2 separate regions of the Mus musculus genome follow, and region 1 is linked to region 2. The links are chromatin loops, found by intact Hi-C in ENCODE. Cell type or tissue: heart. All regions are shown on one strand. Each heading gives the region's core, and the rest is flanking DNA. Links, peaks and the distances in the headings are about the cores only.

Region 1 (16,250 bases), core at 2,942-10,941, 120 kb before region 2:
CTGCGACAACCTGACCATGTTTTGGGGAGGTCTGTGGAAGGACTTTGGAACTTTGGGCTTGAAGATCCATTCGTTGTTAAGAGCTCTGTCAGATGTTTTGTAGGAGCTTGGAAGATAATGTTGAGAACAGTGCAGAAGATGGAGGCCTGGCTTGTGAAATTAGAGAGGGAAAATTAAAGACTCTTTTCAGGGCCATTGCTGTTTTGATTGTGAAGATTCTGTAGTTCTGGTTAGCTGGGGCTGAAGAATCAGCTGTGATTAACAAGATACCAGAACTACTAAAGCAAAAACTTTGCATTACTGGGACTATTGATGCTGGTTAGCTGGAGCTAAGAAATTAGCGGTGATTAAGAAGAGACCAGCATCATTGAGGTGACATCTTCTGGGAAGTGTTTTCTGAGAGCACAGTGGCTGTGTTCCAGATATAGCCAAAGTTGTACCTTGTGCTGTGGCTGGACTTGGTAATGTGTAAGGGTCACCCAGGTGGTACTGGGTTTGAAGGCATGAAGGAGTTGAGCAGAGCAGCTGAGGCTTGGCACTGTGAGAGGCCATGGAAGGCCATTGGTGAAAGTGCAGCCTCAATTGCAATTGATGGCCCAGGACTGAAGGGGTCATGCAGTGTTTTGGAGATGCCAGTACCATGAGATGACCACCAAGAGCAGCAGCAGCAGTGGAGTACAGGAATCTGGAGCCTAGAGGATGATGCGTGTGCTACAAAGGGCATGGCTGGAGAAGTGACCCAAGCCCTTGGAGGAGCCCAGAAGATCGTAAGTTGGATCCCAGACATTGGACGGTTGGAGATTGACTTTTGCTTTTGATTGTGACTGTGCCCTGATATTTTCCCTCTTGAAGGAAGAAACTATTTTAGTAGAGCCCACAGTTAAGAGACTTTTAATTGTAAAAAGACTTTGGATTTTAAATGATATGGATATTTTAAAGAGACTGAAATTTTAAGAATATGTAAAGACTGTGGGATGTTTAAAGTTATTTAGACCTTGGGGATGAATAAGAATGTAAGGGTTGAGGCTTACTAGTGATGTGTTTGTGTGTCAAGTTGACAAGGGGTCAATTGTACTGGCTAGTTTTGTGTCAACTTGACACAGCTGGAGTTACCACAGAGAAAGGAGCTTCAGTTGAGGAAATGCCTCCATGAGATCCAACTGTAAGGCATTTTCTCAATTAGTGATCAAGGGGGAAAGGCCCCTTGTGGGTGGGACCATCTCTGGGCTGGTAATCTTGGGTTCTATAAGAGAGCAGGCTGAGCAAGCCAGGGGAGGCAAGCCAGTAAAGAACATCCCTCCATGGCCTCTGCATCAGCTCCTGCTTTCTGACCTGCTTGAGTTCCAGTCCTGACTTCCTTTGGTGATGAACAGCAGCATGGAAGTATAAGCCGAATAAACCCTTTTCTCCCCAACTTGCTTCTTGATCATGATGTTTGTGCAGGAATAGAAACCCTGACTAAGACAACCAACAACTTATGAGCTGAATGTGAAAACACTCAGAGCACATTACCAATAAAAAAGGAACCAAATGAAGCAGTTAATTTTAGACCAATCAGAGAATATTAATTTTTGTAGCTACAATCATAGAATAAAAGGCACTTTACCATTTGTCAAAAACATTAATCATGAACCATTTATCAGCTTTTTTACTCCGAAACTAAGAGGCTGTGCACTCGCCCTTTTTTCCTAAAACGAACAGTTTTTCCAGCAGGGGTCCTCCTGCCATGTGTCTGATTCCTGGCTGAAGCACGTGGCAGCTCTCGGCTTTGCAGATAAAGTTTTTTATACCATCTTTATTATCCAACATAAAACATAGAACATTCATTCATACAGACTGGACACGAACATACATGAGTTGAACATGAGAACAGATTGGTGCACCAGACATTAGACAGACACAAAAGGGAACAGAGTACTCCTGCTATAAGGCCCAGAGAGAACAAAGCATGGCACTCCTGAAATTTCTCTTTGCTTTTTGGGACATTTTCCTCCCTCATGAAGCAGTTTTTATTAACTACGGCAATCTGCCTGATTATTAATTTCCTTTTAATAAACCCTTTCTTTTCTCACGCCTAAAAATGTAGCTCCAGAGAGCCATGGCCTACCGCCTGTTATAGTTCCCAGCTCCTCTTAAGCTTCACTGCTGAACCTAAGTGAACCAGCGCTCGGGTTTAACGCTGTTTCAGCTTAGCCCATACCTTCTCCGGTATGAATTTCCTTTATCCTTTAATTATTCCATGGAGCTCCAAACCAGCAGTGCCTCTTCCAAAAATCCTTTGCCGTTTTTCAGTCCCTAGTTGGCTCGTCAAATGTTGTGTCTGGCCAGTAGATCACAACCTGGGTTCTAGCCTGGAAAAGCATTTTGGAAACCTGGAAGAGAAGAGGGGCTGGGCTGCGTGAGATAAGGAAGGAACCAAGACAAAGCTCTCTGCTCAAGGTTCAATTTTTACTATTTTGGCACTCAGTTATAAAGGAAGGGGGAGGGGCCCAATTCACGCCAAATAATCTTGGAGTCCTGTAGCAGGATGATCACGTGATGGCTTTGGACAGCAAAGCGGCAGGTTCCAGCAGTAGGTGTGGCAGAAAGATTGAGCAGGAAGCTCCACCCCTGAGCAAGCAGGTTTCAGGCTGGGGGAGGGGAGACTACAAGAGGGCTCTTAGCAGGTCCTTCTCCACTGTTCAACTACTCGGTTAATGCCCACACAGGTCTCTCACCTCTGCCTCCAGTATGGACTTGTTCTTTCTCGCAAGATCCAACTACTTCAACCAGATGTCATGGCAGACACTTTTAGTCCCAGCACTTTGGAGGCAGAAGCAGGTGAATATCTGAGTTCAAGTCTAGCCTGCTCTGCAGTGAGTTCCAGGATAGCCAGGACTACACAAAGAAACCCGGTCTCGAAGCACCAACTGCTCAGTGCTTTGAGATATTAGATGGCTCAAACCTGGAATTCCCACCGATCAGAGACACAGGACCTTGTCCTAACAGACACTGTCTCTTGGGCTCAGCCACACAATCAGCCTCACTGACTACCATATCATTTTGGATTCGGCCAAACTCAGCATCCCTAAATACCTGCAGATTCCAAGGCTGTTTTATGGGATGCTGGTTGATGTTAGAGATCCTAGTCTTTGGATTTAAGGATCAGGAATGAGGTGGCTGTTTGAATTGTTCCTCACTTGCTCTACACAAAATCTTCCATCTGTGTCTAGAATCTGGGGCTGGGACAGGTTCCAAGAAGCTAGGCATCCTATAATGGTGAGGTGGCAGATGCAAACAGAAACAACGCCGGTTTGGTTACTTACAGGCACTGGTTCCAAAATGGACGGCAGCTGCGGACCTTCTTGGAGATCCATTATCACTATGCTCTTGCTGTGCGCAGGGCCTTAGGAAAGTCCCTCTCTAAGCCCCAGCTCCCTCCTATGTAAAGCACATCTGGGCTTAGTCAAGGCCCTTCCAGGATCGATGTACTGTGATCTTGGTGTCCCAATAACTCTCAACTTCCTAAGAAGTAGCGTTTGAAGATTCAGAAGTGGGTCGGTGGAGCAGAGAAGGAAAGGTGTACCAGGAAGTGGGAGAAGAGTTAGAAAATGAAAAGAAAGAAGAGTAAGAGAGAAAGGAACTTCAAGATGACCCTTGTAGATACCTCAGGGTGGAGGCAAATGGTATTTTCAAGAGTGGTAAGAATGTAGTCATCCAGAGTGCTTAGACTTCCACTTCCACCCCCACCCCCATGATCCAAGTGACCTGCCCACTTCTCTACAAAGAGCAGTGCAGTCCTTCTGTCTCCCTGTAAGCCAGTGGAGGTCAGATCTGTTGAGAAGCCAGGCCTGATGTTACTGATTGTACAGACAACAAAATGTGGTGGGAGTTGTGCCAGAAGACTGAAGCTTGGTTAATGTTGTGCGACTTTTTCTGGGGAGATATACACAATCGGCTACTCACCCCAGATAGGGCACAGACCAAGGAAATCAGTTCACCCAAGCCCAGCCCAGTGACCATGTAACTCAAGGGCAGTTGCCTCACTGAACAGCCCACCCCAGCCTGGGTGGAGGCTCTGAGGACTCACCATGGCTGGCTGAGTCCCTGGAGCTCTCTGCACAACTTGCAGGTGGCTGGTGTGGGCTGAGACCCTCCACTTCAGCTCGTGTTTCTGCATATAGACCCTTGTTAGGGGTCTTACAAATACGGAGATTCTACAGGGACGCCAAAGCTTAACCCCTGAGCCTGGGAGTTTTGTTAACTTCCTGAATCCTCCTCCCTCCCTCCCTCCCTTCCTTCCTTCTTTCATTTATGTACTTGGGGGAGGGACATGCCCCAGCACATGTGTGGGTGTGAGAGGGACAAGCTGTGGAAGTCCCTTCCCACCTTCCACGATGTAGGTTATAGAGATCGTTGATAAATGCCCTTCTCTTCTGATCCATCTACCTCACTGGCACGACTCCCCAAGTCTTAGTAAGCCTTTCTCCAGGACAAAATGCTTCACACTAGTCACACACAGTCAGAAACAGCTTCCCATGACCTGGAAACACATTCTCACGGAAGCCAAATGAACCATTAGAGACCAACTGTCTGGAGAGACCACACACAAGACTTCCTGTTGATAATCCCCATTAGTTGTTTCCCTCAAGGCTCTGGATGTGACTGAAGCTGTCCTGAACTCTTCAGCTATGGAATTTCTTGCCTGCCGACTCTAGGCAGGCCAAACATCAGGGTTTCCAGAATCAAAGCCAGGTTCTTCGGAAGAGCAGCCAATGCTCCTAACCCATGAGCCACATCTTCTCCCCTGGAAGCCATCTTTTAATTTTGCCCACTAAGGAATTACAACAAAGCTACCTAGTCTTCTATATACATCATGGAATTGTGTGTAAGCTGTACCATGCCTGGTGTAACCCCAATTCAGTTCTTAGTACCCATGTTAGGTGGCTCACAATCTAACCCCAGAGGACCTGACGCCCTGTGGTTCCAGTCATCTGCATAAACCAGTCATGGCGACACAGGCCTGTAACCCCAGAGCTCAGGAGAATGCTGTGTTTCCTCATATCTTCCTGAATCATTGTGGTGGCAGTGGGAAAGAGAATGGGGTGAAGCGGTGGGCATCATACACCTGTGGGAGGGTGTCCACAGAGGTGCTTTGGAAGAACGTGGTGTAGCCTGGCATGGTATACTGGGCATAGACTGAGGTTCCTGGCAGCCAGCACTGACAGGCCTTGTCCTTTGACTGCCCTCAGGATGAGGAATATCAACCCCTTGGCAGGCATACATGTGGAGAAGCATGTGTGGAGGGAGATATGTATCTCCACAGGGCACGTCAAACGCTCCAGACTGGCAGAGGAAGGAGCCTGTGAGTCCCGTGTTTTTCTGATCCTGAAGAGCCCCGCTTGTGCACACCCCTCACTCCTGGGTCACATGTCATATTTGTGGTCATGCAGACTCAGGAGTGCCAGGTGTGTGGTATTCTGGGTTCTCCCCTAGGGTGTAGCATTTCCTTGCTTCAGATGAATCTCTTCTCTCTGCACTGCTCACACCTGATCACCACACCCAAAGCCCTGACACGCAACCGTGGGCTGCCATCGACCAGAATCTCTCAAATCCTTCTGTTTGCCGGACCATTGCCTCTGCTGATTGCTCCTGCCCTCTCTCAGGCTTCCCCTTCACACTGAAGCCTCCCTCTAAACTGCCTACCACTACACCTTGTTTTGTTTTGTGGGGCTGGAAATGGCCTGGAACCTACCAGACAAATGCTCTAATCTGAGCTTGGTTTCTGTTACCGTGTGTGCTAGGCCACCTCCGTGGTTCCCACCTTGCCCACAACTGGTATTCAATAATCATTTCTCAGATGGCTTCCAGGCTGCAGAGGGAGTATAATGCTAACCCCACACCACCTATTGCTGAGTTGGACTCTCCATTCCCATCAGGGCCCAGAGTCTTCAGCTGCCTGGACAAGGCATACCCTCTTTGCCAGCTTCCCCAGTGTCACCTCTGCTGCTACCTGCTGAAGGGGTGGTGTCCTTGACAAACAGGCTGATTATTAGTGATTCAGCATTAGGCAAACTGTGGTGTGGCAAAGGGAAAGGTGACTGTCCACAGACAACCACGCTGGTTCCCCTAGATCAAGCACCAAGGGACAGTAACAACATATGGCCACAAGGGGCTCTATTGAGCAACACGCCCCAGGAGACTGCTAGAACTTCTAGCCTGGCCCTATTCCGTCTCTCAGAGGAATGTAGATTTCAAAGCCCACCAGCACTCGCCCCCTCTGCTTCCCCCAACACTCCTCTGAATGCCCTATGTGGGTTTTTTGTTTGATTTTACCTCCAAGCTGTTTTATCCACCAACACACGTCTTCCTCCGTTGAGATTCCTGTCTTGCAGCCCTTTCCACAGACCAAGGGAGGAGATAGCCCCAGTGTTCACTCTGCTAACTCTAGATGAGTGTAGTATAGTTCCAAACCATGACCTTCAGTCTTCGGGACAGGAGAACAACGGTCCTTTTCATCTCGGCTATGTCTCCTGATTCCATCTTTCTCTTTCCATAGCTGCCTGGGTCCCAGGCTCCTCTTTTCTAGCCCGGCTCACTACAGGATCCCTAGCCTCCAGATGGCTCCCCACCCACCCACCTCTGAGCCTCCAGATAGCGCCCCACCCACTCACCTCCACTCCTCAGCTCTACACTCTGGAGCCACGGAGATCTAACTCCCATCAGGCCCTGCCCGTCAGTGAGTCTCAAAGGCCTGCGTGTTCTCATGGCTCCCCAGGCCATCAGTGCCTGGTTCTCCACCCAGCTCTCACCCAGCCCCTCAACCTCAGTGACCCGAGTACCTTGATGTTTCAAGCTTGCCTATTTTGCCGGCCCCTGTGCTCGCTCTCTTCCCTGTGCCCTAGAGACCTGGACCCACACCTGCTTCAGGAAATCTACGAACATGCGATCCCCCAAATACACACGTGTCAGGCAAGCGAGTGCCTTCCAGGCCTCCTCTGCTGGTGTCACAGGCAATGTCCCTCTGCACCTAGAAAGAGTCCTCCAAAATGCTGATGTGTTAGGTGAGCTATGAGGACCCAGGACAGGGAGCTGAGCGTTGTGCAAATGTTTGGAGTGAGGTTTTTGTTTTGATTATTTTTGGTTTTGTCTGTCAGACTCTCACTGACCTGTGTAGAAATCCTCAAATTAAAGAAATGCAGTGTGATTTTAGTAATTTCTACACTTTTTCAGTCAAAGGGCAGACTGGCTATGAGTGAACCTCCTGCAGGAGGGGAATGCCTCCCCAGTCTCCTTGGAGCTCTAGGTTAATAATTCCACGGTTGTTTGCCTCAGAAATGCTGCCCTATCTAATCTGCATGCTCCCTTCCTTTCTTGGGAAAACTTGACTCACTCCAGCAGTCTTTCCTGCTGGGGTCAAGAGCCTCCTTTGGCTACAGGAAATGGTTGGAGTGGGCAGGCCGTGAGCTAGCTTCCTTTCTCAGCAGCAAGCCCTCAACCCTCAATGCCCACCATCCTCTTCCCACTCAGAGCTGAAGTCGGTGATAGCCTCAAAAGCAGCTTTAAGGACTTGAACCTGGAAATCCAGACTCCCAGACATTAGCTTTGCGGATTTTTTTTTTTTTTTTTTTTTTAGCTATAGAAGTTTTGAAGTTTTGGTATGGCGAAAACAATTCTGCTCAGCCTTTTAAGAGTTTAATTAGTGGGAAGGGAGGTCTGAAATTTCAGGCAGGAGGTCTGTTTACAGCTGCAGGGCAGGGCAGAAGCTGAGTAATAGAAACCCAAGCCAGGGGGCAGCTGAAAAGGTGGTCTGGATCCTTCTTAGACAGGATCACCAACAACTGAGACCCTACTGTGTTCAAAAGTCAACACACACTGTCAGGCTATATCTAATCTTGTGACCCCACAATCCCCTTCTCCTCTTGATCAATAGATAGTGCGCATCCCTCCTGAGTTTCCCAGTCAGCGTCTGGTGGCCAGCCCAATCTGGACTCATTCTCTTTTCTTGTTCCTAAAATAGGACTCTGTCTAAGGAAGTGGGCTGGGGTGGTCTGTCCTGCAAAGGCCCTACTGGACAATGAATAAGTTACCTCCCTCAGCCTTTTTTTCTAATAACCAATTATGGTTTCTTGAATCCTAAGAAAAAGTTGCTACATAAGGAAAAAGATGTAAGATATGTTTGGGGAAATTTTACTACAATGCCAACATTTGTGATACTAAAGTTGTAAAACAAACAAACAAACAAACAAAGTAACAACAACAACAAAAAGATCCCCAATGTCCTCACTCCTTAAATACAGCCATGAAAGATGTTGGCCACCAAGTTTGATGGCCTCGGTTTGATTCCCCAGGACCCACGTAATGGAAGGAGAGAACCAGTCCCCAAAATGTTGTCCTCTGACCTCCACATGCTGACCATGGTTGTGTAAACACACACACACACACACACACACACACACACACACACCATATTCCCTCTCTCACACATGCACACAGGGTCCTTCTATCCCCCCGTCTCTGTCTCTGTCACTGTCTCTCTCTGTCTCTCTGTCTGTCTGTCTGTCTGTCTGTCTGTCTCTCTCTCTCTCTCTCTCTCTCACACACACACACACTCACACACACACACACCATATTCCCTTGAAGAATAAAAAAATAAAATAATGACTGCCCTGAGAACATGGGCCCCAGCCCCTGGCCAGATGGCCTAATTCCCCGGAACTTTTGGGAAAAACAACCACAGAATGTTTCAATGTCCCAGGTGCCTTGAAGTAAATATCTACCCCTAGACTTCCCCTATTTCCTCTCCGATCCTCCCCCTAGGTTGTGTTTTTTGCCTTTATAAGCCTGCTGGAAAATAGGGTCGTCGTTGGACTCCTCTACTCCTGAGTGGTGTATGGGTCTCGACCTCAGCATGCTGGTTTGTGTGCCATTAAAACCTCGTGTGTTTGCAGCAAGCTTGACTGTTGTGACTATCTGGGCTCGCGATTCCTGAGACTGGAGTGAGGGTCTCCCTTCGGGAGTTCCTTCATGTGGGGGCTCATCTGAGATTCCACGACCACCCAGAAGTCATAACATCACTTGGAGGTAAGGCATTGTGTCTGTCTTATCTGTATTTCCGTCTGTCTGAATTCTGGCGATCGCAGTTTCGGTTTTGCAGACGTTCGTTTGAATCAGCACTCCGGGAGGGAGTGTGGAGTGGATAAGAATAGACATATTCAGGTGTCCACCGTCCGTTTGCCTTGGGAGACGTCTCAGGAAGACAGGGGGAGGGCCAGGGATGCCTGGTGGACCCCCATCTGGAGACCAGGGGGACCGACTCTCCCCCCCCCCCCCCCCCCCGGCAATCTGAGGCGGCAAGGGCCGTGGCCGGTCGGCAGTGTCTCAGTTCTTTTCTGGTCGACTCGGAGCAGGAGACAGATTTTCTCTATTTCAGTAATTGTCGTTTGTCTTGTCTTTGTCATTTGTATTATAGATTTATAAATGGGACAGACTGTGACGACCCCCCTGACGCTAACCCTTGACCTCTGGACGGACGTTAAGACTAGGGCTCATAATCTTTCTGTTGAAGTCAGAAAAAGACCTTGGCGGACGTTCTGTTCTTCGGAGTGGCCCACCTTCGGAGTGGGTTGGCTGCGAGACAGGACTCTTAATCTTCCCATCATTTACGCTGTTAAGCGCATTGTCTTTCAGAACCCTGGAGGCCATCCAGATCAGGTCCCCTATATCCTGGTCTGGCAGGATCTGATCCAAAATCCACCACCTTGGCTCAAACCTTGGACCATGGGACGCGAGATGGCGACCGTGGCAGTAAAACCGAAAGTCCCAGCCGTGCGAGCAGTCCGCCCACCCCTCCACATATTTATCCTGAAATTGAGGAGGTCTCTCATTTAGATCTCCAACCACCCACTTACCCTACCCCTGCCCTTCAACCTCTTCCTCCATCGGTGCCCCGCCCCCCAGCCTACAAAAGGGGCCGGTGATAGTGGGCTGGTGGCCGGCACCCGGAATCGCTGGGGCCGCAGTCCGGATGGAGCTGGCCCGGAGCTGTCCTCGGTGACCACTCTGCCGCTCCAGGCATACGTCGACGGGCCGCCCCCGGGCCCTAACAAACTTGCCCCTCTTCAGTACTGGCCATTCTCCTCAGCTGACCTCTACAACTGGAAAACTAACCACCCTTCCTTTTCAGAAAATCCGTCTGGGCTCAGTGGCCTCCTTGAGTCCCTAATGTTCTCCCAACAACCTACGTGGGATGACTGTCAGCAGCTCTTGCAGGTCCTCTTTACCACAGAAGAGAGAGAACGCATCCTTTTGGAAGCCAGAAAGAATGTTCCCGGGCCGGACGGAACCCCCACTTCCCTCCCTAATCTCATTGATGCTGCTTTTCCCTTAAACCGCCCTGACTGGGACTTCAATACTGCTGAAGGTAGGGAGAGTCTTCTGATCTACCGCTGGGCTCTAGTGGCGTGTCTGAAAGGAGCCGCCAGGCGTCCTACCAATTTGGCTAAGGTAAGAGAAGTTATTCAGGGTCAGATGGAGCCCCCGTTGGTTTTCCTAGGACTGATGGAGGCTTATAGAAGGTATACCCCTTTTGACCCCACTTCAGAGGGGCACCAAGCTGCTGTAGCCATGGCCTTCATCGGTCAGTCTGCCTCTGACATTAAAAAGAAACTTCAGAGGCTAGAGGGGCTCTAAGATTACACTTTACAGTATCTTATGAAGGAAGCTGAGAAAGTATACCACAAAAGGGAGACAGAGGAGGAGAAACAGGAAAGAGAAAAGAAAGAGGCAGAGGAAAGAGAAAATAGGCGTGATCGCTGCCAGGAAAGGAATTTGACTAAGATTTTTGGCTGCAGTAGTAGGTGAAGAAAAACCAGAGAAAAGGCATTCAGGGTACCTGGGCGACAGGGCCAGAAGACCTCCAGGAGGACAGAGACTCCAGCTTGAAAAGGATCAGTGTGCCTATTGCAAGGAAAAGGGACATTGGGCCAGAAAGTGCCCCAGGAAGAGGCAGAGGGGACCTAGAGTGTTGACCCTAGAGGAAGACTAGGGAAGTCAGGGCTCAGCTCCCCTCCCCGAGCCTAGGGTAACACTCTCTGTGGAGGGGACCCCCCATCGACTTCCTGGTGGATACATGAGCAGAACACTCAGTCTTGACCAAACCATTGGGACAATTGGGATCAAAAAGGACCATGGTAATGGGAGCCACTGGCAGCAACTTTTACCCCTGGACAACGAAACGGACTCTAGAAATAGAAAAAAAAACCAAGTAACATTCCTTTCTTGTAATTCCCGAATGTCCTGCACCTCTGCTGGGAAGGGATTTGTTGACTAAACTAAAAGCACAGGTTCAATTTACTCCTCAGGGACCTGAGGTCAGTTGGGGAAAGGATTCAGTAGTATGTTTGGTTTTGGGTACGGAGGAGAAATACCGTCTTCACGATCGGGGACCCAAAAAGTTGCCCTCAGATGAATGGCTTTTCCTAAAGTCTGGGCAGAACAAGCAGGTATGGGACTGGCTAAAAGGGTGCCTACAGTAGTGGTCGAACTGAAGGCTGCCTCCTCCCCTATATTGGTAAGGCAGTACCCCATATGCTTTTGCAACTGCACACATCCACGGGGCCATATACAGGCAAAGGGGCTTGCTCACTTCAGCAGGAAAGGACATTAAAAACAAGGAAGAAATACTGGCCCTTTTAGAGGCCGTACATCTACCAAAAAAAGGTGGCCATCGTCCACTGTCTTGGGCACCAGAAAGGGGGGGGGACTCAATCTCAAGGGGAAATCAGATGGCTGATCAGGCGGCAAAGCAGGCAGCCCAAGGGACAATAACCTTGGTAACTGAAACCGTGCCGGATCCTCAAGCCTCGGATCCTAGTTTCAACTACCCCTTTAAGGACTGTGATAAGATTGAAGATATGACAGAGGCAGGAAAAGCCCAAATGTTTAGTCATCATGGACTGGCAAAGACTAAAGATGGGTGGATTATTCTACCCTCCAAAGAAGGAAAGGACTATGTGAGGCGTATTCACCAACTAACCCATCTTGGAAGTGATAAACTCAAGGCCTTAATTAAAGGATCTAAGTATTATGTGATAAGGTTAAATTCAGTAGCTGAAGAGGTAGTGAAGTCATGCAAAGCTTGCACCTTGACCAATGCCACTCGGCCTTTCAAGGAGCCTGGAAAGAGGCTAAGAGGAGATAGGCCGGGGGTTTATTGGGAAGTGGGCTTCACTGAAATTAAACCAGGAAAGTATGGTAACAAGTATCTCCTAGTTTTCATAGACACCTTCTCAGGATGGGTAGAAGCTTTTCCTACCAAATCAGAAACCGCTCAGGTAGTGGCCAAGAAGATCCTTGAAGAAATCCTGCCTCGGTTTGGGATCCCCAAGGTAATCGGCTCGGACAACGGGCCTGCATCAGTTGCCCAGGTAAGTCAGGAATTGGCCACACAACTGGGGACTAATTGGAAATTACATTGTGCTTACAGGCCCCACAGCTCAGGACAGGTAGAAAGAATGAATAGGACCCTAAAAGAGACCCTTACTAAATTAGCCATTGAGATCGGCAGTTGAGACTGGGTGACCCTCCTTCCTTTTGCACTTCTCAGGGTCCGAAACACTCCTGGACGTTTCGGCCTCACCCCCTATGAGATTCAGTATGGGAGACCGCCCCTCTTAACTGAGTCAGGTGGGATATTGGATCCCAACACTGACTTTTCCTCACCCTCTGCTCTGTTTACCCACTTAAAGGCCTTAGAAGTTGTCGGAACACAGATCTGGAACCAGATCAAAGAAGCTTACACACCGGGGACCACAGCAGTGCCCCACGGGTTCCAGGTCGGAGACTCGGTCTTTGTCAGACCACATCGCGCTGGCACGCTTGAGCCCCGGTGGAAAGGACCTTATCTGGTGCTGTTGACTACCCCCACGGCAGTGAAGGTAGACGGAATTGCCGCCTGGATACATGCCTCCCATGTAAAAAAAAGCACCAGGCCAAGATGGAGGTAACTGGATGGTGGAAACTACTAATAACCCTCTTAAGTTGTGTCTCCATCGTGAGGGTAACTTCAGGCAAGGGCATTTACCCTCTAAATCCTCACAACCTGCTCCAACTAACTTGGGAGGTACTTAATGAAAAAGGTGAGGCAGCCTGGTCCATTACTGCCACCCACTCATTATGGACTTGGTGGCCTAACCTTACGCCAGACATTTGTAAAATGGCCGCTGGCCTAACTTCCTGGGATCTCCCAGACCACTTAGACCGAGTAAGCCCCCCATCCGAAAGCAAGTGTGTACCGGATGGAATAGGGAGCACGTACGGATGCTCTGGGCAATTCTACCGGGCTAATCTCAGGGCAGCAGAATTTTATGTGTGCCCAGGACAAGGCCAGAGTCGGGCACTCTGCCGATCATGTGGAGGGCCAACAGATTTTTACTGTGCTGCTTGGGGATGTGAGACCACAGGGGAAGCCAGCTGGAAACCCTCTTCTTCCTGGGATCTGATTGTAGTCAGAAGAAATAGCTCTCATGATGAGTCTAACCAGGGAGAAAGAGACAGTTCCAAGTATCCCAAAAATGGGTGTGCCTTTAGTAATAGCTCATCTGGCCCCTGTAAGGGCCAGTACTGTAATCCCATAGTTATAAAATTTACAGAACAAGGAAAAATGGAATACTACCTGGATTAAGGGAAACAATTGGGGGCTCCAATTATATGCTGCGGGATACGATCATGGGCTAAATTTTAGAATTCGCCTAAAGATTGAGAGTCCTCCTCCCAGGCCAGTGGCCCTAACCTAGTTCTGCCTAATCCTCCCCCAAAACCACTAGTTCCCCCACCTCCGCCAGTCCCATTACTTCCCACTCAAGTCCCTGTCTATACTGGTGTAACCCCTTATCAGGAGACCACCACACCTCTTCTTTTGGGCACAGGAGATCGTATGCTCACTTTGCTAGATGGGGCCTTCAGTGCACTAAACCACACCAACCCAAATGTGACCCGCTCATGTTGGCTCTGTTTTGCCTCTAGTCCTCCCTATTATGAAGGCATAGCCCAGATACGGTCTTACAATCGGACCTCAGATCATTGGGGAGATAGACATAAGTTGGCCCTCTCCGCAGTTTCTGGAGAGGGCCTCTGCCTAGGTAAGGTCCCCCAGGGACATAGATCCCTCTGTAACCAGACCATCTCCACACTGTCTGCGGATAAAGATCTATACATAGCTCCCCCCTCTGATACTGTATGGGCCTGTAATACTTGGCTCACTCCTTGTATTTCTACTTCTGTCTTTAATGCCTCCAGAGATTTCTGTGTCTTAGTTCAGCTAGTGCCCCTATTTCCTCTCCGATCCTCCCCCTAGGTTGTGTTTTTTGCCTTTATAAGCCTGCTGGAAAATAGGGTCGTCGTCGTCGGACTCCTCTACCCCTGCGTGGTGTATGGGTTTCGACCTCAGCATGCTGGTTTGTGTGCCATTAAAACCTCGTGTGTTTGCAGCAAGCTTGACTGTTGTGACTTTCTGGGCTCACGATTCCTGAGACTGGAGTGAGGGTCTCCCTTCGGGGGTTCCTTCACCCTCTCTCACACATGCACACAGGGTCCTTCCATCCCCCCCCATCTCTGTCACTGTCTCTCTCTGTCTCTCTGTCTGTGTCTGTCTGTCTGTCTGTCTGTCTGTCTGTCTGTCTCTCTCACACACACGCACACACACACACCATATTCCCTCTCTCACACATGCACACAGGGTCCTTCCATCCCCCCGTCTCTGTCTCTGTCTCTGTCTCTGTCGCTGTGTCTCTCTGTCTCTCTGTCTCTCTGTCTGTCTGTCTGTCTCTCTCTCTCTCTCTCTCACACACACACACACCATATTCCCTCTCTCACACATGCACACAGGGTCCTTCCATCCCCCCGTCTCTGTCTCTGTCTCTGTCTCTCTCTCTCTCACACACACACAGTACGTCTTTGCTTTTCCTTTACTTTCTTGTCTTGTTTCTGAACTCTCCTATAAATGCAATGATAACCTATTCTCCGATTTGCTCCTTTTCAACATTATGAGGAAAATGTGCTGCCTGAATAACCCACCTACTACATAGTATGAACTCTCATTTTGTTACTTGAACTGTTTCCATTGTTGGCATGCTAAATCATTTTGCTAGGAATATACTCATAGCTGTCTCTAAAAACATATACACATGACCCAAACACCCAAGCACAGACACGTGAGTCTCAGGTGCACGGGTGTGTGCAAAATTGCTAAGTCCAGACTGCCTTAATAGCCTGTGCTGATCCCCTCTCCCATTTCCGACCCTTGAGTGTATCACAAGCAGAGCAGCAGCCATAGCTGAGAGCACCCACATCATGGAGAGGGAGTCCTCATCCAGGTGCAGCCAGGAGTCTCACAATGACATCACAGAATTCACTATGAGGTCACTCCTGAACTTCCAGGTATGAAAATGCAGACAGCCCTTTTCAGGTAGTCCTTTATTTAAACTGCACTGAGAAAACTGGAGTGGATTCCAGGGATTTGCCCTGGGCCCTGGGTCCCTTTGCAGTTTTTGGCTCTGAGTTATACTTTAATGAGCTTCAAAGGTCACTGTCTCCATGACCTCGGATGTCACAGAATCAATGATTTCCAGGCCCTGGCCATCCTCTGCCTCCATGATGGCCTTTACGTCGGTTGTCTCTAATGTCTTAGTCATGATGCCCACATCTTGGCCACGTGGTGCCAGGCTTTTTCCAGCCAAGCTGGCTCTGATGTTTCTCAGGAACAAGCTGATTCTGCCCACCCTCTTGCTCGTAGAGGCAGAGCTGGCAGTGGAGATGGTCCGGGACAGTTTGTGAGAGCTCCGGGACTCCTTTGTGATGGGGACATGGCTGACCCCTTTGTGCCACCTATTGCGCTTGCTGCCTTTGTCCTTGTCATCGCCAACACCTCTGTGACTGGTTGATTTTTGAAACTCCTTGTCCCCTTCTGTCTTGTGACCTTCTCCTGTCCTCTGGTGCTGCTCACTCCTGCTGCCAACTCTTTCCTTTGCTCTCTGGTCCCTTCTCGACCTCCTTTCCTTATGGGCTTTGGTACTGGTCTCATAGGCTTTCCGACGTCCAGTCTCTTCATTTGAGTGGCTTTCGCTTGGCAAGGTCAAGGCGAGGACAACTGGGACTGGGTCATTTGCTGTTTCTCCAACAGACTTTCCTGTAGTCTCAATCCTGGAATTTGTTACAGTCATGATCTCTTTGCGGGAGAGGCTGGCAGGTGAACTGGGAATATACTCCAAGGA
Region 2 (16,250 bases), core at 5,455-13,454:
CACCAAGCCCAAAGTTAGGCCTGTCATTCAATGACACTGAAACCTTAGCAAAGTTAAACAACCCCACACCCCACACCCCACATCCCACACCTGCCCTTGCTGGAACTCACCTACCTGTTATCCACATCAGTGTTATTTGGTAAATGTATTGATCTGTGACTATATGTGTTCTGTGACTATAAAGGTTCGTGTAGGGCTGGGGATACGACTCAGTTTGTAAAGTGTCTGCCTACCGTGTATGAAGCCCTGGGTTCAGTCCCCACCATCACATTACACTTCCTGCATGGACACCCAGCACGTGAGAGGTGGAGACGGGAGGAGTTTAAAGTTATCCTCAGCTACATAGTGAGTTCAGAAACAGCCTGGGCTATATGAGATCCTGCCTCCCCCAAGCAAACAAAACATGTTCATGTAACCACGTCCATGGTAGAACAGGTCACTTAGGTCAAACTGAATCCATGTTCTGGGGCTCTGGCCACTCATATTTGGCTCATATTTGGAGAGATCTGTGCTGTGGGCCAACACCACAAGCTCCCTTTGGGGCCCTGTATGTGGAGAGACATGGGGTCACATCTGGCTGTGCCCAGAAGCACCCCGAGTCTTTACTGATGTCAGTTAACTGGCCCTGTGGTTAAACCCTGTGTGTTCCTTCCCGTGACCACTTTCTAGTCTGCTCACAGCACTTTCCCAAGCGCTTTGCACTGGGGCCTGGGCTGGCTTCTCAGAGAACAGTGTAGCAGTGTAGTTGGGAGGAGTTCCGGGAGGAACCGTTCCCTTGTTAGTTCTCCTAGCCCCTGCTGAAGCTCCAGAGCCCAGCCCTGTCTTTGCTCCCTTTTTCGGGTTCTGCCTTTCCATCACAGTGCCCTCTGACCCCTTTCTTCTCGGTTTAGCCCACGGACACCTGACCCTTCACTTCCATTCCTGCATTTCCAGGTCACAGCACCGCAACCTACTCCAGCTCACTTCCTCCCAGGCATCCGGTCAAGTCACAACCTGTAGCCTGTTCTTAAGGCGTAGACATGAACAAGTGGCTCCCAGTCCATCTCTGCATTCATAAATTGAAGAGGATGACATGTTCCCAAGAGAGCCCCCTGGGATCCTCAGGAGCCCTCCATCTTATGGCTCCCCAAAGGTAAGGCCACCCTGTAAAGATCCTCAACGCTGTGGGTTTGTTCTGGTAAAGTATAGCAGCAATTTGTTAACCATTCTGGCTCGCGGTGGGTTGCACACCTGCCCACCCAGGAGCTTTTAGGATTTGAAAATGAAAGACACATTTGTCAGTTAATTTTTGACGTGTCGTGACTAGCTCAAAGGCTGAGCACTCCTGAACCTTCCCCTGCTAGCACATATTTTCCTCCAGTACTGCTGACTTAATACCCTCCAATTCTATATTTTATCTTTGTTGCCCTCTCCTTCTGGGCAGCCCCCTAGTCTTTGCTGCCTAAGAGGCTTCTGGGGCTGCATTCTTTCTCACCTACATTTCGGATGATTTTCCTTCTGCAGCTCTAAATCTAATCCATCTCCCTCCGAATCATGGCGATTCTCCTTCTCCTTCCTCCCAGTTCCTAGCCTGTGCAGATCCAAAGGTCCCACCTCAGTTTACCTACCCAGCCATTGGCTGTTGGCTCTTTATTGGTTGATCAAAAGCCAATTGGGGACAAGAACCTTCAGCGGTTTGAACAGGCAGATTTCCATTTGGGGGGGCTGGACTAATTCAAAGCAATAGGACCAATCCCCAACAGTAAAGTGTCTTCCGGTCAGCTTCACGTCTACGTTCCCCTTTAGGGACCAGCCAGAAAGAATGGGCTGCTGTCTTCCACACTCCACCCTACTTCCTCCTCCTTGGAATGTCATCTCCAGGCCCTTGCTGGAGCTGCTTCCTCGTTCTAAATGTCATCTTGCTGTTTTCATGGATGTGAGCTCTCCCTCTCTGCTCAAAACATCACAGGATTCCAGCTCTCCTCAGTCACCTTTGCCCTTCTGAATTCTTGACATTCTCCTTGGCCACATTGCCCTGTGTCGTAATTCCAGGGTTGTAAATTAGAGTGTCACACACCAGCACAGAAACTGCAAATCTGTGCACAGAGCTCTGTGGCACAGCTACAGGGGGCAGCTTCCCGGCTGGCCCCTGTGCCTCTGTGTGAATGCAGCTGTGCCCCAGTGCTTAGCACTTGGGTCTTCCAGCCCCCACCTTCTTGGTGAATTCACCACATCTAGCTTTCTGTCAGCAGGAGCTACAGGGGCTGCTGTAGCCCGAGCCCCTCCAGAGCTCACTCACCCTCCACCACCTACTGGCTCCTACATCATAGGGATGTCTGAGACCATCTTCCTAGGTTGTAGGTTGAAGGCCAAATCCTTAGTCTTTCCTCCTACAGTCAAAGACAGCTGCGCTGTCATTGCTTAGGTCGCACACCTAGAGACACAGCTGACTTCTGTTTCTCTCATGCCGGCATCCCTTCAACCTGCAACGGATTTGGACACTTGCCCCTCTTGCCATTCTGCTGTGATTCACAGCCAGCCGTTGCCTGCTTTGTCCTGTTGTCCTTAATGTCTCCTTGCCTCCTTGTGTACTCCTGCTTCCTCTGTAATTCAAGGAGTTAACTCAGCAGCCCCACTCTTCTGGGAAGTCAGCGGCGGCCGCTCCTCAGCCCATAGCCTTCTTCTGATGGGATCATGCCCTAATTCTGAGTAGGAATTGGTGCCCTCACAATGGCCTGTGTAGCTCCTAACATAGTGGTGTCTGCTCACTGCAACCAGCTGCAGTGGCCTAAAGGACTCCAGGTGTACCCCACTTTCAGGCTTGGGCAATGGCTTCCTCTCTGCTTGGAACATGTTTCTAAGAACCTGCATGGCACAGGTGGACAGCACAGGTGCATGGCACAGGTGGACAGCACAGGTGCATGGCACAGGTGCACAGAACAGGTGGACAGCACAGGTGCATGGCACAGCTGCATCTGCATCTGTGGTATTATTCAGTAGGGTCTTCCTAGCATCTCCACCCTTTTTTTTTTTTGTCCTTTCTTTTTGTCTGTGACACTTAACCCAGATGAACATGCTATATACTTTTTATTATTGTCTTTCTGATAAAATGCGAGCTCCTGGGAGGGTGGGTTTTTATCTGACACATTGTGGGTGTGTAGTAACTGTTTGTAAGGGAAGGAATGAATAGGAGAGAATGGTTCGGACATGCCTGAGTCAGCTTTCCTGGAAGCAGGAGCATGCTTATCCATGTGTCAAACTGGACACCAGGGGATAGCCGGGAAAAGCATGCTTCATACCATGAGCTCAGCCTGCTGGTCCCCTGCCTGATGCTCAGGCCCAGCCCCAGGAAGAGCATCCCAAACAGCAGAGCACACTGATGTTGGACTCCTAGTGTCTCAGACAGTCTGCCTTGTAACCCTCTTGCTGCTCACAGTCGGAGTTACTACATTCTGACAGAATCTCCAGGCTCCTGAGTTATAAATTTAGAAAAGGGAATGAGGTGTGAGGAGTGGGTATTTTTAGCCTTGCTGGTTTGGTTCCTCAGCACATGTGCGTGTAGAAAGCTTTGTCTGTATTTAGTATTAAATCAGGAAGTAAGAGGACTGAGTGGTGGGTCAGCGTCTCTGGAGGTGGCTGCGTGAGCCGGTTGCCACACAGGGTTAGGCCAGAGCAAGTTCCCAGGAAATGTCTCTGCAGAGTCATCCAGGGCTCAGCAGTAAGAGCCTTAGACCCTCCCGTTCCCTTTCCTCCGTCTGCCAGAGGCGCCAATGAAAGTAGAAGGGCCCCTCTGGGCAGGTCGTGGGCAGTCAGACTCTCAGTGAGGGAAGGTGGGACTAAAAGCTCTCACACTGGTGACTGCCACACAAGCTCCCGGGGCGGGTGAGGGTGGGGGGCTGAGAGGAGGGACAGGATATGGAGCTGTCACATTAGGACAGTGATATGAGGTCTTCCTTCCCCTTTGGAAGTTGAAGGTGGAGAAGAAGAAAACTCAGGAGGGCAAGAGTCATATTTGCTTAGAAATGACAGCATGGTGTGGGTACTGCAGAGAGTGGTGGGAAGCAGCCTGGCTGGTAGTACATTCTAGGAGATGATCCCTGCTGTGGTTAGAACTAAAACCTCCACTGTAAAGTACTCTGAAAGAGCATGTGGAGCTGGGTCGTAAGAGCTTGGTCCTCATGAACAGATTAGCCCATCTGTGGGTTCACGTGTCTGTCAGCTTCCTTCCACCTATTTTTGTTCATGATTTAGTCAGGGTTGCTATCTTGCACAAACATCATGACCAAGAAGCAAGTTGGGAAGAAAAGGATTTATTCAGCTTACACATTCACATTGATGTTCATCACCAAAGGAAGTCAGAACTGGAACTCACACAGGGCAGGAACTTGGAGACAGGAGCTGATGCAGAGGCCATGGAGGGATGTTACTTACTGGCTTGCTTCCCCTGCCTTGCTCAGCTTGGTTTCTAATAGAAACCAGGACTACCAGCCCAGGGATGGCACCACCCACAAGGGGCCCTCCCACCCTTGATCACTAATTGAGAAAATGCCTTACAGCTGGATCTCATGGAGCCATTTCCTCAAGGGAGGCTCCTTTCTCTGTGTCAAGTTGACACAAAACCAGTCAGGACAGTGTCTGAGGCCCCGTTGCCTTCGGGCTGTGATGAGGCAGAGCATTAGGGGTGAGCATGGTGGGCTGGAGCAGCTCACCTCATAGCAGCTGAGAAGCAGAGACAGCGAGAAGGGCTGGGCTGCTACCAACCCCTTTGAGAGCATGCCCAGAGTGGCCAGGCAACCTCCCCATTAGGTCTCACCTCTTAAAGGGCTAAACCAATAGCACTGTGAGCTGGGGACCAAGCTTTTCAGATATGGGCTTTCATGGGACATTTATCTAAACCATAACAATGAATTCCCCCTTACAATAGGTCTGTTTAAAAGCCAGTTTGATGCTCTCTTGGATGCCCCATTTTACCATGCGATGCCCTATGCCTCCTAGAATGCTATAGAGCAATGGTTCTCAACCTGTGAGTTGTGACCCCTTCGGGGTCACCTAAGGTCATTGGAAAGCACAAGTAGTTACATTACAATTCATAACAGTAGTAAAACTTCAGTTATGAGGTAGCACCAGAAATGATTTTATGGCTGGGGGTCACTACTGTATCAAAGGGTGGCAGCGTTAGGAAGGTTGGGAATCCCTGCTCTAGTGAGGGCCTTACCAGCAATGAGAACCTCAGAAGATGGGGCAAGCCAACCGTGAGCTTCCCAGCCTTCAGAGCTGTGAGCTAAGCAAACTCTCTCCTTATAGAATACCAGACTCTGGTATTTTGTTGCAGCAACAGAAATCAGATGAACACAAGGCTCACAGGTGGGGTCGCCATAGAATGAGAGAAAAAGAGAAGTCTTGGCGGTGACTTCTGGGATTCAGGAGACCAACTCAGTAACTGGATACCCTCCCTGCAAATGGGTTTGTAAGATGGGGCGAACAGGGAAGGCAGACCCGCAGGTCAACAAGGTGTAATCTGTGAAGCGACTGACTCCACACACAGCTGTCGGAAGCCTGAGAAGTTGCAAAACAGGGCGGATTTTGTTTTGGTTTTCAAAATGATTTCAGACTACACTGGCTAGTTTCATGTCGACTTGACGTAAACTCAAGTCACCTGAGAGGAGGGAACCTAAATTGAGAAAAGATCAGGTTGTAGGAAAGCTTGCGGGGCATTTTCTTAACTGGTTACTGATGGAGTAGAGCCCAGCCCATTGTGAGTGGTGCCATCCCTGGGCTGGCGGTCCTGGGCTCTGTAAGAAAGCAGGCTGGGCAAGCCATTAGGAGCAAGTCAGTAAGCAGCACCCCCTCTCTAGTCTCTGCATCAGCTCCTGCCTCCAGGTTCCTGCTCTGTTTGAGTTCCAGTCCTGACTTCCTTCAGTGATGAACAGTGCTGTGGAAGTGTAAGCCGAATATACACTTTCCTCCCCAGCTTGCTTTTGGTCATAGTGTTTCCTCACAGCAATGATGGCCCTAACTAGGACACAGGCCTGGGCAAGTGTGGTATGAACAATTCCCAGATAGTTTTCTTCACTTTTTCCCAACACTGTACATGAGAGCGGTCACCAATACCAGGAAATTAACCAGAGCTACCAACTTACATCAGATGTTGTACATTGTACATACATCCCATTTCTGCCCCACTGGTGTCTGGGTCTGGCCTGGGAGCCCAGCAGGCATCACCAGGGCAATCGACCTCTATGTCTCTGTGGTCTCTGGACTGAGAGGACTCCACAAGTGCCATTTGATTGTAGAATAAATGTCCTTTTTGTTGCTGTATTGTTGCTGTTTTTGTTTGATTGCTTGGTTCATTAGTTTTGTTTGGTTTTGTTTTTGTTTTATCAAGGCAGGGTTGCTCTGTATGGCAGCCCTGGCTATCCTGCAACTCTCTCTGTAGACCACATTGGTCTTGAACTTGGAGTTCCGACTGCCTCTGCCTCTGAAGTGCTGGAAATAAAGGCATGTGTCACCACGGCCTGGATTTTTTTTTTTTTTTTTTTTAGAATGTCATTAGATTTGTGTTTGGCTGAAGTGACTGCCTACTTTGGACACTTTTGGCTGGAACATCATAGTTTATGTTGATCCATCCCAGATTCTCCAGGCAAGAGAATATGTGTCAGATTACCACTATGGCAACTGGTCACCTGGTGCAGGTGGTGTCCACCAAGCCTTTCCACTCCAAGGTCACCACCTTCCCTTGCTATATTAAGTGTCATGAGGAGACACTGACATTATGCAAACTTCCTCCTCATCGTATTTCCTCCCACAGATGTTCGTTTCCATTGATGCCTCTTACCTAAAATAATCATCGCTGTGCTTGTCAAGGGGTGGACCTGTGTTTCCACCATGTTCCTATAGACAGCAAGATCCTTTCTGTCTCATTCACTCATTCATTCACCCACACACTCACTAATTCACATACAGTGATCTCTGGTGTCTACAGGAAAGAGAGGTGTACCAGAGAGAATACTGAAGTCCCTGGAGCCTCCAAACTCCTCACATGAAATAGTTTGGCATTTGAATATAACCCACGTGTCCTACACTTCACAGCCTTTCTGTGGCACTTATTGTAGAGAGACTCTCTTGTGCACTGTGTGGAAGCATCATCTGTCAATAAAAAGCTGATGGCCAATCAGGTGAGGCAGGATTAGAAGGTGGGACATCCAGCAGAAAGACAGGAACTCTGGGATAGAGCAGGAGGTGGAGAGATTTGCCCCAACTCTGAGGAAGTCGGCCGTATGAATCTTGTGCCAGACATAGACTAGAATAAACAGATTATATAAGTTACAAGCTAGTTGCTGAACAAGCTAACACTTATGAGCTAGGCATATATTCATAAATAATTAAGTCTCAGAGTAATTGAACAAAGAGGTTGGGTTGAAAAGCTCACAGTTACAACTTATGCCTAATGCAGCATAAATGCTGTGTAAATAGTTGGTGAATATGTTGTTTAAAGAATGAAGCCTGTGCAGTACAGATGGGGTTCTGAAGTAGTTTTGGTGTGCAGCTGTGGGACCCACAGGTAGAGAGAGGCAGGTGCTGCTTATCTGTATCAGTGATGTGAAGTGTTTTATCTGGACCATTAGAATAATGTACTGGGATGTTTGTTGTGGTCACTCAAACTGTCTGATCCCTTCCCGTATTTATAGAGGCTCCAGTCCATGCCTGGCTTGCCCATTGCTTTAGGGCCATGAGCAGGGTCACAGTGTGGTAGGATTGGGTGGCAGGGCCCTGCCTGGAGTGGAAAAGAAAGAAGAGAAAGGAGCTGAGGTCCCAATACCCCACCCAAAGACATGCCCCCAGTGACAAGAAGACCTCTCTCTAGGCCCCACCTCTTAAAGGTTCTACAACCTTCCATGGGCACCGCTCTAGGGAGCAAGGCTTTACCACATTCTGGAGAAACTCATCCAAATGATGAATCAATTGACTAGTTTGTTCATCTATAACCTGAAGAAAACCTGAAGTGGATGGGCGAGGGCTTGTGTAGTGGCTCTACACCGTGTTCCCGTTCCCAGGCTCCTACTACCTTTCTGTACTGCCACACTTAGGATGAGGTGTGTCTTCTATTGTCAAGATTGCCATATGGTCATGGCACTGCCACCACAACTCCAGTCATCCTATCCTCATTATAGACCAGAAAATGAAAATGAAGATAGTGGGCAAAGCTGCTTGTCAACTGAGCCTCCTTGAAGTGCTCTCTCAGAAGCCCCTTAAAGTGCTCCCTCAGATGCCCCTTGAAGTACTCCCCCAGAAGCCCCTCGAAGTACTCCCACAGACGCCCCTTAAAGTGCTCCCTCAGATGCCCCTTGAAGTGCTCCCCCAGAAGCCCCTCGAAGTACTCCCTCAGACGCCCCTCGAAGTGCTCCCTCAGAAGCCCCTCGAAGTGCTCCCACAGATGCCCCTCAAAGTGCTCCCTCAGATGCCCCTTGAAGTACTCCCCCAGAAGCCCCTCGAAGTGCTCCCACAGACGCCCCTTAAAGTGCTCCCTCAGATGCCCCTTGAAGTGCTCCCCCAGAAGCCCCTCGAAGTACTCCCTCAGACGCCCCTCGAAGTGCTCCCTCAGAAGCCCCCTGAGCAGTGTCTGCTTCTATCTCAGTGACCACACCAGTGATCTAGGAGCATCCTACCTGCAAGTTAGTCTGGGAAATGTAGTTTCTTGGCTGGGAGCATTGCTCCCTGAGGTGAACAATGGGCATCTCTAATAAGGAGAAAGGATGGGTAGATGAGGGTGGTTATGAGATGGAGCGTGTCTAGGGTAGTATGGCCGTAGACTATCACAGCTGAAATAATGGAGTTTATGGATGAGACAGGTGCCCATAGAATTCACTTACCACAGGCCACTCCCCTTATTAAAGTGCTATGCAATCCGGGAAGGGGCGGCTAATTAATTGAAGGAGTGATTCCAGTTTCCAGTTTGGAGAAAAAGAAAATGAAACCTAAAGCCACCCAGTAACTCACCTGGAATCACCCATGGAGTCCTGATTTCACTATCTCAACTATGCCAGGCTTCTGCTTGCCTGCAGACCTCACCTGCCCAGCTTGGCCTGTCTCAAAGAGAGACGCTCTCAGGGGCTCTCAGAACACTCTCATGACCTGCCCGGAGTCTCCTCAGGACAGTCTCAATAGCTCAGAGTGGCAATTTATAAACAAAGACCTTACTTAAGGATTCATTCTGAAAATAACTTAATCTATTTTATACCTTTTTAAAAAATCACATGTCAAGTTAAAAAAAAAATGAAAGGGGACATTTTCAGAGGTCGAGAGCCTTTTTATTGGAGACCCCAGATGCAGGGCAGGGCAGGGAACCCGAGGGTGGGGCAGCAAAATAGGCGCTTACTTGGGAGCCTCTGTCTGGGAGGCTCCGGGGAATGGAGGCCGACTTGAGGAGCGAGCTGCTTGTCCTTGTGTGTAGCAGTAGAACTCTGGTTGTCCTGTGGCTGGGGTCATATCCTTACCGAAGGGCCCATTGTAAGAAAGGTCGGTGTATCCCTAGCCCACTACCACACACATGCACGTCCTGAGAGTGGAGGAAAGCCTAGGGTCTCAGGGATTAGACTGCTCTATGGCCCGACAGCGGCTGTGACCGAGCGCCCCCATGGGGCGGCATCTGGGACTGCATGTAGAGGGACTGACACAGCGATGAATGTGACCCAACACAAAACCACAGGCTTACTTAAGACCTTATGAGGGACTTTTGTCATCCTGTTTTGTGATTCAACTGTGTAGTTCTGAGCATAAACTGTAGATGACAACACCACATTGCAGTATCAAAAGGTCGATCACGACTGGCGGGTGACCTGAGTCAAGGAGTATATGTAAGCCCCTGACTTCTGAGTCCTAACATAGTGTCATAACTGGTGTGGTGACATATGCCAGTAATGCCAGCACCCGGGACACTGAGGCAGTAGGATTGCTATGAGTTCAAAGCCAGTCTAAACTGTGCAGGAAGTTTAAGGCCATATAGAACTTGGGCCCTAATAGCCAGACGCTGTTTCAGAAAACAAAACGTATTTCACTGCGACTGTTTGTGGTAGATAATGATGTCATTATTAACGACATATTCCAATAAATACAGAAAGAGTGGGCTGGAGGGAGGAGGGCTGAACAGTCATTTCTGTTTCAAGATAAACTAGAGCCATCCTTGACCTCTGGTGGTGCTTAGAATGTTAAACTATGACATGGAAGGACTCATGTGCTCCAGTGCTGTCTGAGCAGGCGCAGAGCTCTGAACCCTGCACCTTGCTTTGACAGACAGGTGAGAAGTGGGAACACAGCCAAGGGCCAGCAAAGTGGCTCAGTGAGGAAAGGCGCTTGCTGCCAAGTCTAGTGATCCAAGTTCAGTCTTTGGGACTCATATGGGGGAAAGAGGGGCGCAACTTTCGTAAGGTATCCTCCTGCCTTTACAGGCACACACATGCATCACACACACACACACACACACACACACACACACACACGCACGCACGCGCGCACACACACACACACACACACACACAGGTAATTTTTTTTTTCAAAGGAGAAAAACAAAACCCCAGCAGATCCATTGGAAGTGTCACATGGGACTTTCCTGGGCAACTGAAAATTTACTTTTTAAATTTATAAATTTGCTTTTTAAAGTGTTACGCTTAGCCAGGCGTGGTGGTACGAGCCTTTTATCCCAGCACTCTGGAGTCAGAAGCGGGAGGATCTCTAGAAGCTCCAGGCCAGCCTGGTCTTCCAAGACCCTGTCTACGCAGCAGTCATTATACTCTCTAGCCGTCAAGCTCAGAGGTGGTGTTCCTAAGTGTGCGGCTCCTTCCTGCCTCTTGTGCAGCCGTTTTTCTGACATCATCTCTAATGTCCCCGAGCCTACCTGACCTGGGTGCCATCTTGGTTTTCTGTTTTTATTTTGTTTTTCTGATTTTCCTCACCCTCCAGGTGTTTATGTTGCACTTTGCCGGAGGACTTCTCACCCAGACATTTGGTTTGGCGTGGTTTTGGGTTTTCGAGACAGGGTTTCTCTTATAGCTCTGGCTGTCCTGTACCTCACTACATAGGCCAGGCTGGCCTGGAACTCACAGAGTTCGGCTGCCTCTGCCTCCCAAGTGTGGGGATTAAAGGTGTGCGCCACCATGCCTGCTGTTTTACCACCTCTAATCAGCTCTGGGGTTGAGACCAAACAGGAAAGCTCGCAGCCAGTCTCAGGGACAAAGGAAGCTGTCACCACATGCCGGTGTTGCATTGTCCCTTTCAAAGCTACCATTCATTTTCTCAGCCATTCTGTGAGACAGAAATTTCTGTCTTTATTTATAAATCAGGGACCAAGGCTCAGAGAGTCTGGACAACCTGTCTGAAGCCACCCATCAAAGGGCAGGTCCAGCTCCTGGTTCTGATCCCAGTTCTTATTCTGAATTCTTGCTCTTAAACAAAAACTTTGCAGAGGGAAAAGATCCTGTCAGTCACATGAGTGAAGGGTTTCCTCATGATGACACACATAATCCCTGTCTGTGCTCGGCTCTGGTTGGAATCCCAGCTCAGCGGAGGGCCCCTCCCCTTATATGACTAGGGCACTCAAGCCAGGTCATGTGATTACCTTCGCCCATGAGCAGGCATTTCTCCATGTGACATCACACAACAGTTGAGGCTTGCCCAGGTGCTTCGTGGCCTCCCGGGGCTGATGCGGAAGTTTCATTTCTCTGGGTGACATCACACTCCGGTTGCTGACTGCCCAGGTGCTTCATGGCCTCCCGGGGCTCACGCGGAAGTTGCATCATCTCTGATGCTTGGCTTTTAAGTTGTTTGTCTTTGGCTAATATTAAGCTGGAACGGGGTCAGGGAAAGTTGTCAAGGCAACCAGACAGCAAATACACTTGCTATAGCCCTCGGGTGAATCATTTCATAGGCCTGCAGAAGGCCAGGGCTGGGCCTCCATGTAGAAGAGACTGAGTCTGGTACAGTGACGCCGCCCCGCCCCCCCCTGCCCCAAGCACTGGCCACTTAACCTGCTTTAGTGCATGGCCTCCTCAGCTCTTAACCCAAGGAGAAGGAGGCAAGAGACCCATTCTCCAAGCCACAGGCCAGAGCACATTTCCCCCTGGAGTGTCTCAAACCTTTGTGTACACAGAATCCCCTAGAAGGTTCAAGAAGACAGAGCTTGGTGACCCCCACGGCACCTGACTTTACCATTTGGTAGGTCTGAGGTGGGGTCAGAGAGGTCACATGTCTAGTAATTTCTCAGGTGATGTAACCTATGAGCTCAACTTGTTGACTGCTGTCTGTGTGCCCTCCCTCACCATTCCTGATGACTGGCACTTGTGATGGGCGGGGGGCAAGGCGAGGAGTAGCCTCTGGTGAGGCTCTAATCTGTTGAGGGTCTTCGGCTCTAGACTTCTCCTTTTCAGCCAGTTAATTGAGTGTGAACTTGGGGAATCACCTACCTTCCCTCTAAGTTGTATGTCACATGAATAGAAAGCTTCTGACACCAGCTGCTCAGTACTTGAAAGACTAACCCTCTCTCTGCCTAACCCTCTCCAGCAACCCCCGCTGAGGCCTTGAGTCTGTTTCTTTGCCTGGTGTGAGGGCTACAGGAGCCTCCCTAGACCTGCTCCCTATTCACACTGGGCCTTCAGTGAAAACCTGTGGTGTTTCTCAGTTCTCCCTGGCACATGGCCCCCTTCCCGTCATGCAACAGATACAATAACAACAACAACAATCTAAGTACACTGGAGCTGGGCAGTTGGCTCATTGCAAGTGTGAGAACCAGAGTTTGGACCTCCAGCACTCAGGATATAGAAATGAGAGGTCAAACTGGCAAGCTAGAGTGGCTGGATCAGCGAGCTCTGAGGTCCAGCAAGAGACCTTACCTTAATACATAGATAAGGTGGAACCCAACTGAGGAAGACAGCCAACATTAACGTCCTGGGGCCTGCACACACACACACACACACACACACACACACACACACACATGCACGCATGCACGCACGCAAGCAGACATACACACTACATGTGCACATACACATGTAGAATCATTAGATATGAAGCCAGAGAAACTCACTGGTTGCAACCCAAGTGTGATGAAGATTTGTGTCACTGAACATGGAGAAGGAGGGCAGAGCCGTCCTGCAGGATGGGTGGATTCCATCTGAGGAGAGGAGGGGCGTAAAGGCTGCAGTGTGCCTGCAGAGTGGAGGGCGGAGATTGTCACCTGCCAGAGGTCTAAGGATGAATGCTAAATGACTGAGAGGTGGGGAGGGGTGAGAGAGGGTAGGGGAGGGTGTGTAGGGTGGGTGGTGAGAGGATATCCAGAAGGTGGCTACAGTGGTCATGACAGGAGGTCCAGGGTGGTGGCTGTGGAAAAGCATAGGAAAGGTGTGAGCTGCCACCCGCTGACCCTCCTACACTGGAGGTAGTCCAGGCATCAAGAATGGCTTGAAATGTGGACTAAGGTCCATATTTTAGGGAAGAGAAGGTATTTGGTGAGTGTGTACAGTGAGGAGCTTGGATAGGCCCCTGATTAATTAGAGAAGCCCCCGACATCCTGTGAATCTGCTGTGGAACACCCCACAGTGTATTGTGTATTGGGCTGCTACATTGTATAATAAATGTGCACCATTGTTACTTACCAATTAATAGTGATAAAAGATGTCCAAGCTATCGCCTTCCCAGAGCTCTTAGAATGCATGGTGAGATGTTTACTGTTACAGTTTATATGTATGTATCTTGGTCAGGGTTTCTATTCCTGCACAAACATCATGACCAAGAAGCAAGTTGGGGAGGAAAGGGTTTATTCAGCTTACAATTCCATAGCACCAAGGAAGTCAGGACTGGAACTCAAGCAGGTCAGGAAGCAGGAGCTGATGCAGAGGCCATGGAGGGATGTTCCTTACTGGATTAAGACAGTAAGTCTTTCTGCACAAGTGTAGTACACTGTGTCTGTGCCTGCTGCCTATGGGATTCAGAAAAGGATCTTGATCCTCTTGAGCTGGAGTTATGCATGGTTGTGGACCTCCATGGGGTTGCTGGCAACAGAACACAGGTCCTCTGCAAGAGCAGCAAGTGCTCTTAGCGGCTGAGTTTCTTTTCAGCCCTAAGATGATTTGTTTTAAACATCAACTTGACCCAACCTAGAATCACCTAGGAAGAGAGTCCTGAGCGAGGAATTTTTTAGATCAGGTTGGCCTGTGGGACATCTGTGGGAGATTGTCTTGACTGTTAGGTGAGGTGGGAAGATCTGCCCGAGTGTGGGAGACACCATTTCTCAGGTTGGACCCTGCACTGTGTGACAGAACTGTCCAAGAGTGGGCTGGGGCGATGGCTCAGCAGTTAGGAGCATTGTCTGCCCTTGCAGAGGACGTGGGAGCCAGGCTTGAGTGAGTACAGAGAAATACACACAGGCAAAACCCTCATCGTAATAAAAAAGTTAGAAGAGGGACGGCAAACAAGCGTGTTCTCCGTGCTCTGCACTGTGGGTGTCGGTTTCTGCCCTGACTTCCCAGAAATGGCGGACTGTCACCTGGATTGTAATCCAGATAAACACTCCCCTGACTTGCTTTTGGGCATGGTGCCGCAGCCTGGGATGAAGACAAGGGAAGACTGAGGGTGAAGATTTAGGATCAGAAAGCATCAGGCAGAGAAGGCCACGGCCAGGGTGGCCCTAGCTGTCACCGGGTAAGCCTGTAGCCCCACGTGTGCCCATGAGAATGGCACTGCACTCAGTTCAGGCTTGTTGGGGAGTGAAGAGTTCAGACTCACTACACAGAACCCTGCCTCCTCCCAGAATGCACAGCAGCTCTGCACTGTGTGCCTGGCTCCCTGACAGGACTTCCCCACGAGTGTCCTGCCCTGGAGTTTCCCGAGCACAGGCTCCAGCAGTCCTGCCCTTTCCTGTCCACTCTCCATAGATCCAGGACAGGATCCACACAGGGGACCCCACTGGGTCCTTGGGTCCCCTGGACGGGATTCCTTCCTAGTGCACTTCGGGTAAGATGTGACCGGCAGACTTGTGACTCCCCATCCTTCTGAGTTTAGATAAGCTCTAGCTGTTTACCTGGCCAGCTCGCTCCAAGCCTGTGAGATACCCGGAATTCTGGGTAATGGGATAGGAAAAGATTGCTGTGATCCAGACCTGCCCAAGCCCACCTGTCCAGAGGCTCCCTGTTACCCAGTGTTTTCTAGTTCCCATGGTGACCAAGAGCACAGAGCAGGGTTGTTATTGTTCCTGGAAGAAAAGGGAAGGACCGAGTTTGAGACTGACGTCCGTCTGCCAGTGGGCAGCTGAGTCACCCTGCCATGGCTTGGCCCGTCTATAGAGTCACTTCCCCATGGTCTAAGGCTCCCACTGGCTTCTCCTCCTCAGCGAGAGCTAGTCCTCTGCCCATGTCAGTAAACAAGCACCTGAGACCAGTACTTGTGTGCTGAGCGCAGCCCTCAGCCCTATGCATGGCTAGCAGAGTGGGGAAGGACATTACTGACAGACCAACACTCTGCTTCCAGGGCGTAGGAGCTGGTGGGCAGGTACAGACCCTGTCCTTGTAGCACAAGGTCACAGTTGGTTTCCAGGACCTCCTTCACTCTGCCTACCTAACCTTGGCCATACCATTTTGCCTCAGCAGAAGAAACAGAATTACCTCGTCACTTCCTGGTATCTGGTCTGCCCCCAGAAGACCAGGAGCCACCTCCAGATACCACTGATACATGGACTTGGGATTAAGTTTTCCAACACATTTTCCTCTGGGGTGGCGGGACATTCAGACCATGGCCATCTCCTTCTGTCGCTGCATGGAATGAAGAGCCTTCACTTCACAGACATGGAAGAGAATAGAACAAAAGATTCCACAGATCAACTCAGGGTGGTGTCAACAAGAGACAGCAATGAGGCGGAACACCCGGGTCGCCGCTAACTCTAGCTCTCAGGCTGTGCTGGCCACTGGCTTTCCCTACCAGAGGACGGTTTTGACGGGCAGACACAGTCACTGCACTAGTGGGTGCTCACCGTGACAGATCAAGACAACTGTGTGGTATGCACTCCGGGTTTCAGTCTTCCCGGACATCTAACCAACCTGGGTTTTCTGGGCCATGGGGACCCAGGCCATTTTCTATGCTGACCCCTGCCTGCGCTTTTGTCCCCTACAGAGCTGGTCTGAAGCACAGTCCTCTTCCCCGTGCATGAAGACCAAGAAGGGTGATCATAGAACCGGTTCAGTGGGTGAGATGTTTATCTGTAAACACTACAAAGAACAGGGCCCAGAAGG

Evidence for each region. Peaks named below come from ENCODE experiments on the same cell type or tissue, not always from the same donor. Only the 100,000 strongest peaks of a DNase experiment are listed, where the experiment ranks them.
Region 1: a loop joins it to region 2, with 9 times the contacts of the local background. A loop is called at or near these places in 9 of 42 quality-filtered maps.

What each region holds. Positions count from the first base shown.
Region 1 is chr1:191,147,142-191,163,391 of GRCm38, forward strand. Fam71a (family with sequence similarity 71, member A) reads right to left here. Exons shown (of 1, transcript NM_001109759.1): 1 at 15,443-16,250. The coding sequence ends at 15,546. Among named protein-coding and RNA genes, the nearest start is that of Fam71a, 9.6 kb to the right of the region's middle. In heart, for the core only: a CTCF peak has its summit at 6,148; no DNase peak of the experiment used is centred there; H3K27ac peaks cover 3,776 bases.
Region 2 is chr1:191,266,096-191,282,345 of GRCm38, forward strand. No RefSeq gene overlaps it. Among named protein-coding and RNA genes, the nearest start is that of Nenf, 44 kb to the right of the region's middle. In heart, for the core only: a CTCF peak has its summit at 9,614; DNase peaks (open chromatin) are centred at 9,616 and 11,756; H3K27ac peaks cover 840 bases.